5 separate regions of the Mus musculus genome follow, and regions 1, 2, 4 and 5 are each linked to region 3. Evidence: chromatin contacts called from ENCODE POLR2A ChIA-PET data. All regions are on one chromosome and are shown on one strand. Each heading gives the region's core, a stretch centred on a gene start or an enhancer-like site at or near the end of the contact. The rest is flanking DNA. Distances are from core to core; before and after follow the strand shown.

Evidence for each region. ChIA-PET counts read pairs that join two places held with the same protein, here RNA polymerase II (POLR2A).
Region 1: POLR2A ChIA-PET joins it to region 3 with 12 read pairs in Patski. The contact joins the promoter of Apeh here to the promoter of Gpx1 in region 3. POLR2A ChIA-PET finds 5 or more read pairs at or near these places in 2 of 5 experiments (Patski and embryonic stem cell).
Region 2: POLR2A ChIA-PET joins it to region 3 with 13 read pairs in embryonic stem cell. The contact joins the promoter of Qrich1 here to the promoter of Gpx1 in region 3. POLR2A ChIA-PET finds 5 or more read pairs at or near these places in 4 of 5 experiments (Patski and embryonic stem cell).
Region 4: POLR2A ChIA-PET joins it to region 3 with 12 read pairs in embryonic stem cell. The contact joins the promoter of Usp19 here to the promoter of Gpx1 in region 3. POLR2A ChIA-PET finds 5 or more read pairs at or near these places in 4 of 5 experiments (Patski and embryonic stem cell).
Region 5: POLR2A ChIA-PET joins it to region 3 with 14 read pairs in embryonic stem cell. The contact joins the promoter of Wdr6 here to the promoter of Gpx1 in region 3. POLR2A ChIA-PET finds 5 or more read pairs at or near these places in 5 of 5 experiments (Patski and embryonic stem cell).

The regions. Positions count from the first base shown.
Region 1 is chr9:108,093,085-108,095,784 of GRCm38, reverse strand. Apeh (acylpeptide hydrolase) reads left to right here and starts at 1,305. Exons shown (of 22, transcript NM_146226.2): 1 at 1,305-1,350; 2 at 1,426-1,558; 3 at 2,037-2,163. The coding sequence starts at 1,339.
Region 2 is chr9:108,515,662-108,518,402 of GRCm38, reverse strand. Qrich1 (glutamine-rich 1) reads right to left here and starts at 1,316. Exons shown (of 10, transcript NM_175143.5): 1 at 1,163-1,316. Qars (glutaminyl-tRNA synthetase) reads right to left here. Exons shown (of 24, transcript NM_133794.2): 24 at 2,462-2,607. The coding sequence ends at 2,557.
Region 3 is chr9:108,337,760-108,340,480 of GRCm38, reverse strand. Gpx1 (glutathione peroxidase 1) reads right to left here and starts at 1,401. Exons shown (of 2, transcript NM_008160.6): 1 at 923-1,401; 2 at 139-704. The coding sequence starts at 1,168. The coding sequence ends at 345. Rhoa (ras homolog family member A) reads right to left here. Exons shown (of 6, transcript NM_016802.5): 6 at 2,538-2,721.
Region 4 is chr9:108,489,258-108,491,957 of GRCm38, reverse strand. It overlaps Usp19 (ubiquitin specific peptidase 19), which reads right to left and starts at 1,282. Exons shown (of 27, transcript NM_027804.4): 1 at 1,063-1,282. It overlaps Lamb2 (laminin, beta 2), which reads right to left. Exons shown (of 33, transcript NM_008483.3): 29 at 2,584-2,700; 30 at 2,364-2,505; 31 at 2,005-2,181; 32 at 1,753-1,912; 33 at 1,428-1,674. The coding sequence ends at 1,538.
Region 5 is chr9:108,577,319-108,580,018 of GRCm38, reverse strand. It overlaps Wdr6 (WD repeat domain 6), which reads left to right and starts at 1,306. Exons shown (of 6, transcript NM_031392.3): 1 at 1,306-1,525. The coding sequence starts at 1,426. It overlaps P4htm (prolyl 4-hydroxylase, transmembrane (endoplasmic reticulum)), which reads left to right. Exons shown (of 9, transcript NM_028944.4): 7 at 1-3; 8 at 180-303; 9 at 711-1,157. The coding sequence ends at 931.

The sequences.
Region 1 (2,700 bases), core at 56-2,555, 240 kb after region 3:
ATGGGCAAGTGCTGCCCCCTGGTGCTATCAAACAAGCTTTACATCTGCCTACCTTGTTCGAAACTCCCCCCCCCCCCCCAGTCCCCCATGGCTGAGACTTTAATCCTTAGTATAGTCAAGAATAGTTCAAGCTGGATATCATAGCCCACACATTTAATCCCAGCTCTTGGGAGACAGAGATAGGTGGGTCTCTGTGAGTTTGAGGCCAGAACTACGTAGAGAAACTAAACAAATATAAGTTAAGCAGCACTAGAAAATAAGAAACAGAGATTAAAGAGTATCAATTTTGCCTCAAGTAAGAAAGAAAGCACTCATTCAAGGGGGCCCATAGCTGGTCTAAAAGACCAGCCACTCTCAAGCTATATGGAGGAGGGGGAGATACCTACTGTTGCCCAACCACTCTTGCTCTCTGCTGTCACCTAAGTCAACCTAGTCCTGTGTCGTGTGCAGGAGACTGTCTGCCTAGGCTCTTCTTTCCACAGCACGCTCGCTGCTCTTAGGTGAAGTCTGACCCTCCACATCGGCCCTTGGAGTAGGTTGAGACCCAGTCGGCTCACGATCCGCAGCAAGGAGCTTCTGAGAAGGGCGGGTTAAGGCTGTGGCAACAGATAGCTTTAGGGGCAAGTCTGGTGATTGATAAGCCAGGGTAGCACCCAGAGAGTTCAGCACCGCCCTTTGCCCGGCGCCCCAGGGCTCCACCCGGGAACCTAAGTTTCCCACTCCTAATCGCCTGGCTTGCAGTAGATGGGGAGAGCGCTGAAAGAGATCCCTGCGACTGAGGCGCCCCGCAACATTCCGCTTTCACAGACCCGCTAGTCTCTGTATTCGGTTCCCACCCGTCCCCGCCCCCGCCCCCGCCCCCTCATCCTTAAGGATCATTAGTGTTCCTCCGAAGCCCCACCCTTCGAACGCTCAGGGCTTTCTCTCTGATCCCGCAGCTTTCAGCTCACAGTCGGCTGGAGTCCAATCCTACTTCCTTCACTCCTCCCAGACCTGCCCTGTCTCTGAACACCGGCTCTGTATTCTGCTGCTATACGTCCGCCCTCACTCCTCGGAGCCTCCCCTCTCTAAAAATCCCAGGACTCGACTCCCTGATTCTGCCTCCCACTTGCCTAGTCTTCGACTGAATTTTTGTTTCCCGCTCCTCCCCTCCGGGCGGCTCCTTCGTAGGCCCCGCCTTCTTACTATCCAGGCCCCGCCCCCTGCCGACTGGCCGGAGCTTATACAGGGCCCTGCGGGTCCCAGGTCGCCACTGAGTGTAGCGGAAACTGGGGACCGCCTTAGGCCCCGCCCCCGGAGCTTCACTTCCGGGACTTAGCTGCTACCGAAAGACCGACTATGGAGCGTCAGGTGAGGGCTCGGCCCGTGGCCCCCGTGGCCTCCGTAGCCCGGGCTGAGCCTGACCCTGGTGTGTCCCCTGCGCAGGTGCTGCTGAGTGAGCCCCAGGAGGCGGCAGCGCTGTACCGGGGCCTTAGCCGCCAGCCTTCGCTGAGCGCCGCCTGCCTGGGCCCGGAGGTCACCACGCAGTATGGGGGCCTCTATCGGACTGTGCACACTGGTGTGTAGACCGAGGGAACTGGGTGGCGACGGGCCGTGCATCCAGGTGGAGAGATGGGGACTGTGGAGGGCACGCTGCTTGACACGGGTTTGGGGAGGAAACCCAACTGTAGTTCCTGCGCACAGGTGTTTTGGGGGCTGCACTAGCCTTACTGATAAATAATTCCGTAAATGAGTTGAAGGTGTGGGAGTAAAATTCAGACCTGAGTGCAAGGTGTGGGCCTCGCAGGACTCTCCGGCCCTTACATTCTACAACCCAACAACAGCTATGTTGCCCTTAAAATTCTGTGGTTGGTAGTGGGTTCTCTCTGACCGTCAGCTCAGGCTCTGGGAGCCTAGGCTTAGGTTATATTAAGTGAAGTGTTGTCCAGGCTATACTCAGGCTGTCCGGAGACAGACTGGGAAAGATAGGCCTTGATTGGTGGGCAGTGGTCCAAACTGGCCCAGACAAGTTGAGCAGCCCCCTGCCTCCCTTGCAGAGTGGACTCAGAGGGACTTGGATCGAATGGAGAACATCCGATTCTGCCGCCAGTACCTAGTGTTCCATGATGGAGACTCGGTGGTGTTTGCCGGGCCTGCGGGCAACAGTGTGGAAACCCGGGGGGAGTAAGTGTGACAGGAGCAGTCTGTAGACAAGACCGCAGCCACCTGCCTTGCTAGCCTTTCATAAATGTCGCCATGTGTCCTTAGGGTGTTGTGCTCTGTGCCTATCCCCTTCAGGGACAACTTTGGGTGGCTTCAGGGGAGCAAAGAGCAAGGTGCCTGACCCCTGAGAGCTTGTCTGGTCTCTGGAGACATGGCCTGATAAATACTAGGAGCTTCTTCTAAACTAGGGCCTAGGTCCCTAGGACTCTGGAGACAGTCGAGTCAGTAACCTAAGGAAGAGAAAAAAGGCCAGCCAGCTTGAGGCTGGGAGTGCTTCATGGGCTGGTATGATTTCAGAGTCCCAGTTAGCTGGGAGATAGCCTCCTGTGCGGCCAATTCTGATTTTATAACGCCAGACCTAAAAGGGCTTATAAAGAAAGGAGAGAGAGACAGACAGACAGACAGAGACAGAGACTCAGCTAAGAGGTTGTGACCAGTAAGGGGGCCAGCACAAGGCTGTTGGGGGGGACGACTTGGCACCTTCCTGACCTGCAACCC
Region 2 (2,741 bases), core at 67-2,566, 180 kb before region 3:
TGGACATTTTAGAAATTACAAAGAAAAAAACCGGCAAAGCATTGATCAAGTTAATCAAGGTTAAGAAACAGCCCTTATCAAGAACAGAAAGGCAAGCCCCTCCCACCCACGCGGAGGTGGAAAAAAAAAAGGGGGGGGGGAGGCTGCATTTAAGTGAGGATTTAAAGCGGAATTTTAGAGCTCCGAGAGTTTGATACCATATACAGAGGAGGATCTCTTTCCGGAGCGCACAGAGGTGACGTGTATCAACTGCGCTTATGGAAGAATCGGTTCTAATGGAAGAAAAGCGGGGCCTGGTAATGGTAACCTTCTCTCCTCAGCACAAAGCACCAGTACAAGGTGAGGAAACCCATGGGGACCCAATGCCCTCTCCGGCCAGCAGGACTCGGTTTCCCAAGCAGAGCAGCACCCTCCCCAAGCACCCACCCAGTCCTTGGGCCTCGCTTAAGTAACAGCATTCTTCAGTTAGTACGAGCACTCCTGTCCGCCTCCCGGAGGAGCGGAGCCGCAAGCCAGACCGCAAAGCCGCTATGTTTCTCCGCAGACCTAGGCCACCGCTGCCCCGGACGTCACGAGGACAAGGGCCCAACCCTCAACCTTCCCCAGTCGGCAGGTCGGTCGTCCGCCAGGCCGCTCGCCCGCCCGCCCGTCTGCCCTCCTCTTGGAAGGGGCGTCCGGCGCGCACTCCGGACAGCGTGAGCGACCAACAGCAGGGCGCGCGCCGCAAAACCGGGGGGTCGCGGGGTGGCGCGCGCCCCGGAAGCCGTTCTAGCCCACGGGCCACAGCTGAGAGCCAACGGGGACGCGCACGTCGGGCGGCTACGCGCAACGAGAGGACCGCACAGCGCGCACGATAACGCACGCGCGCGCGCAGAAAAATGAGAAAAAAAAAAAAAAGAAAAAAAAAAGCCACGCTCGTGCGCGCGCGCCTCCGCGCGCCCCCGTGCGCCGCGCCCACCCGCCCCTCAGGCCCGCCCCTCCCCCACCCGTGGGGCGGAGGCTCGCGAGCCGAGGGACGTTCTCCGCTCTGAAGCCGCCCTGAGGTCGCCTGGGCCCAGCGGCAGCGGCCCGCCCGCCCCCGCCCGCCCGCCGTTGTGTAGGGTGGGCCTGCCGCCTTCGAGCCAGAGCCTTGCTGCGTCCCCGCCCTCACCAGAGCCCTCACCCGGCGACGTCACCGCCGCCGCTGCCTCCGTTCTACCCGCCGGCCCCGCTTCACCGCCCGGGGCCTCGGTTCTGCCGTCGCCGCTCCGAGACCGACAGGATTTTCTCCTCACAGCTCCCTGGGCGCCATCTTACATTCAGCCCTCACGGCCAATGGGAGCCGAAGGCCCTTCTCGCGAGAACCGGAGCGTCGGATCCCGCGAGAGCTGCCTGCCAGGCTTAAAGGGAACGCTGCAGCCACAGAGGGAACCGGTTGGAGTGGAGAGCGTACCCCTCGTTGTGGGAAGGAGCGCCACGCCCATGGGCACCCCTCCATGCGGGGCGGGGCTTAGGCCCGGGGTTCAGCATCCAGGGGTATTTTGCCCCTGCCCTGGGTCTGAAAGCATGCTTTTTGAAGCCACCTACGGTGTCCCGCTAGCGCCTCCTCTAGTTGCACAGTTCCACGCGAGGCGGGGCCGGGCCTAGCTCGGCCTCGTGGTTAAGGTGGCCCCCTTTCAAACCCCTGAACTGGGCGCAGCTTTAACCATTGTGCCGCGCCTGGGAAGCGCTCGGGGCGTTAGTGCACGGGAGAAAACAGCTTCAGGAACCCCCAGCACCACCTCTCATCTGAGATCGCTTTGCCACAGTCAGGTCCACCTTAAAGCAGGCCTTGGGTAGCCTAGTGTTTGTATACAGGGAAAATGTGGAAGGCTTTAAAGCTGCAGGCACTCACCTACAGCCTCACCAGAAGCTCCCAGCAACCCAGGGGGCCCTCAGTCTGGGGCAAACCTTAGTGCCTTCTGCACTTGTTCCTGTCCTAGCAAACTCTAATCTTCAAATTCTTCAGAAGTCAATTTCTGAGACGGGGTCCAATCCAAGGGCCAGCATAGCCAGGAATCTCATCTCAGCACCGTATAGACATCCAGGGAGTTTGCTGGGGTCCCCAAACTGGAAAGGCCACAACAGCATTCATGATTTATCTCACTATGCTTAAATAGTTGACAGGGCTTTTTTCTAAATGATCACACGGGGGGTCATGTGTCTCTTGATCTCTAGCCACAAAGACACAAACCTAGATCCCTCCATAGGACTGGTGACTGTGCAACAGCATCTCTGGGGTTCTCAGGTTTATCATAGTAAGTGCTGAGCTAATTCCAGCCATGCACCTGCCTTTGAGAACCAAGTGCAGTAGTGACTTTGTGGCTGGCTCTTTTCTGGGGAAGTGCATTCTTCCAGAAGACATATGAGACCCACCACTGCCAGCTAACAAACTATTTCTCCAGGGTCCTCAGATATTAGAAAGGCAGACAACAGAGAGACGCCAGAGGGATTTAGTTATTCTTTATTGAAACGGAGTGTGGAGTGCTGAAGGGCACCCCCAGCCTCCAGGATGAGGTAGGGCCACATGTATTCAGTTCATATTTTGCCTGGGTCTTCTTTTAGTGTGACAGTTCGGTTGAAGACAATCTGAAAGGCAGTAGAAGAAAAATGACCAACAACCCCGAACCGGGCTTCTTACTTCCCCTTCATCACCTAGGAGGTGAGGTATCATGGAGGTGAGGTACCAAGGTTGTCAATAACTCTGTAATTTCAGATAAAGG
Region 3 (2,721 bases), core at 152-2,651:
CCTTAACCATGTCCTGGGACAGGGAGAAAGAAAAGCATAAGGGGCGGGGAAAGGGACGTTTAGGCTCTGGGATTGAGTTCCTTATCCCTGACTATGAGGCTATCCAAAAGGTGACAATGACACAGGACACACAAACAATTCTGATATTCAGCACTTTATTCTTAGTAGTGAAACCACCTTTCATTAGGTGGAAAGGCATCGGGAATGGATGGGACCAGCGCCCATCTGAGGGGATTTTCCTGGAAATCAGGTGTTTCTCCGTGCAAATTTAGAGGAAACACCATCATGGAAGAACCGCCCCCCAGAGTGCAGCCAGTAATCACCAAGCCAATGCCAGGGCCGCCTTAGGAGTTGCCAGACTGCTGGGACAGCAGGGTTTCTATGTCAGGTTCGATGTCGATGGTACGAAAGCGGCGGCTGTACCTGCGCACGGGAACACCGTCGGGGCCCACCAGGAACTTCTCAAAGTTCCAGGCAATGTCGTTGCGGCACACCGGAGACCAAATGATGTACTTGGGGTCGGTCATGAGCGCAGTGGGGTCGTCACTGGGTGTTGGCAAGGCATTCCGCAGGAAGGTAAAGAGCGGGTGAGCCTTCTCACCATTCACTTCGCACTTCTCAAACAATGTAAAATTGGGCTCGAACCCGCCACCAGGTCGGACGTACTTGAGGGAATTCAGAATCTCTTCATTCTTGCCATTCTCCTAGGGAAGACAAAGGCATTTATTTATGTGCTAGGATTTCGGAAAGAATGTGCTTTTTAACTGCAAAACAGAGGTTTCCCGATGAGTCACCAGGAAGTTGCCCTCCTTGTATAACCGAGGATAGGCCTGCATTCCAGCTGTAGTACCAGAGGAGAAAGTAAGCGGTGTCCCGCCCGTGGGAGCCTAGAGCCCAAGGCCACCCATCTCGCCCCATATACCTGGTGTCCGAACTGATTGCACGGGAAACCGAGCACCACCAGTCCACGAGGTCCCAGACGCTTCTGCAGATCGTTCATCTCGGTGTAGTCCCGGATCGTGGTGCCTCAGAGAGACGCGACATTCTCAATGAGCAGCACCTTGCCCCGCAGGGAGCCCAGGCTCACAGGCTCCCCGCCCGTCAGCGGGCGCGCGGAGAAGGCATACACGGTGGACTGTGCCGCCGCGGAGAGCCGAGCAGCACACATACTGGAGATGTTGGGACTCAAACGTGGAATCCGTACTAGCGCTCACAGGGCCCTGCACCTCCTTTTAACTGGATGGTGCTGAGATCACGTGGCATCGCTTTCTTTCCGGCTGGCAGCCAGCTCTAAGTCTCAGGGTCCCGCCTTATCCGGCCTCTACCCTCCCCCCATCGAGGAACAGGGAAGAGGGTGCGGCCGGGCTAAAGCGCCTGGAGGTGCCTAGGGCGGGTCTGGTCTAGCTCCTGTAGCACTAGTCTGGAAGGAAGCTGCTTGCTTAGGCGGGGATCTTCCAGCTCTGTCTTACTCAACCGTTTCTTAATTAGTCTAGAGTCCCGCCTAGGAAGATGGCCTCTGGCAATAACAACGGCTAAAGCAGCTCACGCACAGCTCCCTTATATTGTGTAACTTTACCCACACGTTTCTAGTCATAAGGTTATAGGGTTTTAAAAACATAAGTTTAATTACACTTATTGTTTAATTAAATCGAAGGAGCATGCATGTTGAGGTCAGAGTTGGTTCTCTCCTTCCACTCGGTGATAATTTGGGAATTGAACTCAAGAGGAGCTGCGTCGCATCAGGTGGCCAGTGTTTTGTTTCTGAGACAAGGTCTCTACAGAGCCCTGGCTCGCCTGGAACTCCAAGTGCATGTTTTCGTTTTGTTTTGTCTTGGGGGGTGTCTCCATCTCATCAGTGTTTCTGTATGCAGTCTTGGCTGTACTAAGGCTTGTTCAGTAGCCCAGGCAGGCCTAGAACTCAAGAGATTTACCTGTCTCTTTGCTTTCATCCCGAGTGCTGGTACTAAAGGCTTGTACCACCCATGCCTGACTTTTTTTTAGTAGCACTAACAGCGCTATCAAAGGCAATTTCTTTTGGTTGTTTTTGTAAGGGTGGACAGCAGTGCAGGACTCCCTGCTCCAGACTCTAACCTAGCTCCTCTCAGAACACGTGCTTCTAGTGGTCCTAGATTCCTGCCCCCAGTGCAGTTTGGTCTTAGTCCAGAAAACCCAGCCCCTCATGTCCCCTCTATGACATTCCACTCCACTTTTTTTTTTTTTTTTTTTTTTTGTCTTTTTTAGACAGGGTTTCTCTGTATATCCCTGGCTGTCCTGGAACTCACATTGTAGACCAGGCTGGCCTCGAACTCAGAAATCCACCTGCCTCTGCCTCCCGAGTGCTGGGATGAAAGGCCTGCGCCACCACACCCGGCTTCCACTCCACTTTTTAGATTTGAACGTGTCACAGGGAAACCACTTCCATGTTCTTGGGAGGAGACAAAAGGTTAGTCTAGAAGAGGGAGGGAGTAGGAGGAGCTGGTGCCATTCAAGAAGCCTCTCCAGGGGAGTCTTTCCGGCGAAAGCAACACACAAGAGAATACAGGAAATTTAGAAAACTGCCTTTATTCTATTAGTTGGAAAAATTAACTGGTACAGAAAAATGTTTAGTCAGCTGGAGAGAAGAGACCCCCCCACCCCCACCCACTGCCACCCATAAGAACTGGTGGCTCCTCTGGGAGGCAACTTGGATACAGTGTGGAGAAAGGAGCACTGTGACTTAGA
Region 4 (2,700 bases), core at 33-2,532, 150 kb before region 3:
TAGTCTGCTTCCTGCCGGCTCCTATTTTTTGCCATAAACCAGCTCCTGAAACTTGATCTTTTGTTTCCACCTAAAGAAGGATCGATCTCTCTCTCCTCAGCCTTAAAGATTAGGAGTGGAGGCGGGTGGTGGTGGCGCACGCCTTTAATCCCAGCACTTGGGAGGCAGAGGCAGGCGGATTTTCTGAGTTCGAGGCCAGCCTGGTCTACAGAGTGAGTTCCAGGACAGCCAGGGCTACACAGAGAAACCCTGTCTCGAAAAAAAAAAAAATGAGGAGTGGACTCCAGTTTTAAGACACGGTGATAGGCTTAACAACGAAACAGACATCACCCCTGTCTCCAGGTTCCTTCCTTCATCATCAGCTCTGAGCCACGGAGGCCTGATCTGTTTCCCACCTGTGTGTGGATTCGGGCTCCCTCCATCCAAAGTGAAGTTCTCAAAACTAGTGAGGGTGGAGATGGAACGTAGACCTAGTACTAGCCCTGGCAGCCTCAAGCCCGGCTTGCGAGACGAAGGAGATTGAACTGTAGCCTGTGTTCCCTTAGGGGAGAGTGGGGTGATAAAAATACCCTTGGACGATAAGAGTGATGAGCGGAATCTTTAGTGACAGTCCGTCCAGGCCTCTGGGCAGAGCACCCGCCGTTTCCTCCTTACACCGAGGCCCGATTCACAGCCGGAATCCCTCCCCCATGCTCTGAAAGCCGTCGAAGCGGCAGAGAAACTATCCGGAGATCCCAGCTGGTTAGAGAAGCTGCGCAGAGTTACTGAACGCAGACCAACGCCCCGGCTAGGATGCTGCCCTCCTCCAGCCTCCGAATCCCAGGCCTGCCACCACCTCCTCCAGGAAGCCACCCTCGCTCGCCGCTAATCCTCTTAAAAACAGAGAGGCCGGCCACAGGGGTAGCATAACGGCTCGGTCGGCATCGGTAGGCCGAGCACGCCGCGAGGCTCGAGATGTCGGGGCTGGCACGGCCCGTGACCTTGAACAGGCCCGCCCCGGGCCAACCTTGCGGCCTTCCCCCGCTGCGGCCAAACCGGCGACTTGAGGCCCACACCACTCACCGAGCGAGACCGCCGCCACCAGCCCTCTTCGGGCCCTGGCAACACGCTCTCGATTCCGGTTCCGGCGTCGGGTCGGTTCCGGTTCCGGCGCGCCCCTCCCCCGTCCCGGCTCCTCCGCCACCGCCGCCTTCGCCGCTGCTTCAGCCGCTTGTTTTGTTTCGACTTCTAGCTACGGCTACGGGAGGCGGGGTGCCGAGCTGATGACGCACTTCCGGCAAGAGTGGGAGCTCTTGGTGAAGGGCAGCTTTGGGGAGGGCGGGAAAGGAAGAGGAGGGGTTCCGGTGCTCGGCCTCTGCTGGTAGCCTACAGCTGATGGCGTGTATAAAGGTCCTCCGCCCCTCCCATCAAAGGCCAGACAACACAGAGGAGGTTCACACAGGTTTATTGAAAGCTCTTGCTAGCCAGGAGCTCTTTAATGTGCGGACGATCGTGTGCAGAACAGTGCTTGGCGACAAGGCTAGGCCCTAGGGAGTGGTCACTGGCAGGTGTTGTAGATCTGGACCTGCAAGTTGATGGCCTGGAGCACACTGCGCATCCTGGCTTCCAGCCCATCCAGCTGGGCCGCTTTGCCCTCCAGTGCACGCTCGTTCTCCTCATATGTGCCCTCCAGCTCTAGAAGGGTCAAGAAATAGTTCAAGTCTTTTCTCACGCAAGCCCACCTTTCTAGCTCCCGCCCACCATGGTCCTCACCCTGTAGCCGCTGCAGCTTATCCTGAGCGGCCTGCAACAGGTCCCGAGCCTCATCCCGCAGTTGTTCTGCCCTGGCTTGTGCAGCCAGAACACCTTCAGCCTTCCGCTCTGCCAACGCCCTCACTGTTTGGTATTGGTCACCTACTTGTTCCCGTAGTTGCTGCAGATGTAAGAGGCAGGGTCGGTATACTAATTCAGTGGAATTCTAACTATAATACCCCTACCCCATCCAGAGGGCTTCGCCCAACCCACTTTCTCAGCCTCCCTGGCACGGCTCTGGGCACTGCCTGCTGTTTCTTCCGCTGTAGATGCTGCCAGGCTATTTCCTGCCCGTTTCAGTTTCAGGGCCTCCAGGAGGGCGTCTAATTGCCGAGCCCGCTCACCGGCAGAGTTCAGAGACTTCTCTGCACCTGCCATCCTCTCCTGGACCTGCCACAGAAAGGCCCAGGTTTAACAAATCCACCTTTAGTACCAGCAACTGAGAAGGAGAAGCAAGTTGATCTCTGTAACTTCCAGGCTGCCCAGGGCTACACAGTAAGACCTCCCTGTCCCAGACAAAGCAAGCCAGATCCTTAGTACATGCCCATCACCTCGTCCTAAGGAAGTCATACCCGCTGCAGGGTCTGCTCTGTGTTTTGTGTGTCAACCACTGCTCCCCAGATGGCACCCTGAGCAGCTCCTTGTGCCCTCTGAGCCTCCTCCAGTGCCGCTTGGACTGTCTCTGCCTTCTGTCTCTCACCCTCGGCCCGGCTCCTGAGGAAGAGGGGAGATCAGGGTCTACAGGTATCAGGACCAGGTTTCAGGAATGGGGACCAGGCTTGGGGGTCAGACCGTGCCCGGTGCGCATCTTGCAGTAGCTGTTCAGCCCGACGCACGTCGCCCATGGTATGGGCCAGGATTGTGTCCACGTCGGCCAGGCTTCGGACGCGTTCTGCAATCTCACTGGCT
Region 5 (2,700 bases), core at 57-2,556, 240 kb before region 3:
ATGGTAAGGGCCAGTGAGCTGTTATTACTCTTGGGCTGGTAGGGCCTTGGGCAAGTGTGTACACACCCTTCCAGAGCTGGGACGAGGGCACATCTGCCTGTTTTCCCTCCAGCCAACCTTGGCTGCCTGGTCCTGCAATGGCAGGCAGTCCACAAACAGCCTCACCTTGTTGCCTACAGAGTCTGATTCAGGATGATGTCGATCTCCGGGACACTCGAAGGCACTGTGACAAGGGCAACCTTCGTGTCAAGCCCCAGCAAGGAACTGCAGTCTTTTGGTACAACTACCTTCCTGATGGGCAAGGTGAGGGCTTTACTCATGGCCAGGTCTTGGGCTTCTCTGAGGGAACTCATCTCTCCCTCCTGCTCTCCTGGAGGACTGTTCCTGTCTTCCATAGCCAGGGATTTCAAAGCACAGTAGCACTAGTACAGTATCTTCGGTTATCTCCGCCCACCGTCCTTGCGCACCAGCCTTCCTGCTGTCTGGGGCAGGGAAACTTCTCTCCACAACCCAGGCTGGGAAGAGCTATAGCCAAGCTCAGAAGCAAGGAAGCTTGGTTAATTTTAAGGGCCAGTATGTTGACCATGCCTTAGTGGGTGAGACGCCAAGTCCTTCCATGGGGATTAGATGTGTGCACAGCTCAGGCTGAGCCAATCTAGGGTTTTCCCCTCCCTAACTTGTCCTTTGTTCATGTCACCTTCTTACCCCAGGCTGGGTGGGTGAAGTGGACGACTACTCGTTGCATGGGGGCTGCCTGGTCACCCGCGGCACCAAGTGGATCGCTAACAACTGGATCAATGTGGACCCTAGCCGGGCACGGCAAGCCTTGTTCCAGCAGGAGATGGCTCGTCTGGCTCGGGAAGGTGGCATGGACTCACAACCCGAGTGGGCCTTGGACCGAGCCTACAGTGATGCCCGTGTGGAGCTCTGACGCAAGGCCCTGATGCGAATCACCCGCTGCCCAACGTCAAAGACCCTGCAGGTCCTCTGTCCTACTGCAGACTGAAGTTCTGGCCGACCTCTTGCCCTAGCCCTCCCTGCCTGCAGCCGCGATCAAAGGCGCAGTTCCTACATTCACGTTATTTATTGGTGTACAGCCTCCATGCTGCTCCGTTAAATAAAACTACAGGGCTTCCAGCCAGGGGCCGGCGAGCTAAGCGCCCGCTTGGGGGAGGGGAGGCCCACCGCCCCTCCCGGCTAGTCTCATGTGTGTGTGTGTGGGGGGGTGACTCTGATCCGGCCAATCAGGAGCGGGATCGCGTGGGGGACAGGGTCGTCATTGGACGTCCGCAGCCCAGCGCCAGGGCTTTGCTACCTGTAGCTAAGGGCTTCGGAGCTCTGCAGCGCGGCTCTCCAGACGGCTGGTTCTCGCGAGAACGCAGCTCTCTTCTTGTCCGTGGCAGCCACAGCAGCTCCAGGAACGTCATGGACGCTTTCGGGGACTATGTCTGGCCGCGGGCGACTTCCGAGCTCATACTCCTCCCGGTTACGGGTCTGGAGTGTGTTGGGGACAGGCTGCTGGCGGGTGAGGCTTGGTCGGCTCTAGTCGTGCTAGCGGGCGAAGAACTAGCCTCTCCCTGGGTGGTCGCACCGGACAAAGGGATGCCCTGGGGAGGAGGATGGGCAGCGGGCTGGGGACTGGCGAGGGGTGGGAGTGGGGGGAATAAGGCAGGTTCGGAGGTGGCGGGAAACACAGGCCGGCGGAGGAGGGCGGGGCTCGAGAGACAGTGGCAGCTCTTCATAAATTGCAGCCAGCTTGGAAAGGGTGGACAGAGACGCTTGAAGGTGTGGGGGACGCAGTCGTTCCATGTTGGGGGAGGGACGTTGCACCCTCAGGTGAACGCAAATGATCAAAACCCCTGGAGAGGAAGAAAAAAAAAAAAAGGGCAGCCTCAGGGGGTGTGGCGGGAGTGTGGCTTCTGGAGAGGGTTGAAGCTCCGCCCCCAAAGATGAGGGGGCCAAAAAATTGCTTTCTGAGTAGAGCAGTATCCAGAGAGGCTGGGGCTTAGGTTCCTCTGGAGAACCAACTGGGGGGTCTGAGCCAACTGGGTTAGTAATCACATGTCTCAGTGTCTGGTGGTAAAGGTCTGAGATGGCTCTGAGGTGCCAAGTGTCCTGGAAGCAGTAGGGCCTGATGCGAAGCCATCCTTTGGTGATGGTGGTGTTGGGTTTTACAAGGACCCTTGGCACTGACAATTAGGCCTTGGGTCAGCCATTATTAGCCTCAGCAGGGCTGCGTGTTTGTCTTGTGGTGAGGGTATATTCTAGAGTTGATGTGTGTGTGTGCGTGTGCGTGCGTGTGTGTGCAAGTGCAAACATTGGGTTGCTCCAGTGAGCTAAACTCTCTGGAGGTGGGACCGGCAAACTTCAGGAAATGAAATCCGTAGAATTTTGAAGAAAGAGACATTAAGAGAGGAGTAAGGTAATGAGGAATCCTGACGAGTCCGAGGAGGAGGAGATCGTGGGAAACAAACGGCTGCAAGATGACCAAAAGGGAGCTGAGAGTCCCATTCTAGAAAACGTCTGTGGGTTCTATACACATGTATGGGGGTGTAAGAGATTCCCCGGGAAGTATGTGGATTTGTATAGAGGGAGGCCCTGGACAAGCCCCTCTTGAGCACAAGTTAGGAATGTTCCTAACTCAGAAGACGCTAGCTTTGATTCTGCTGTGTTAAATGCTGTCCAGGTTCTTAATACCTG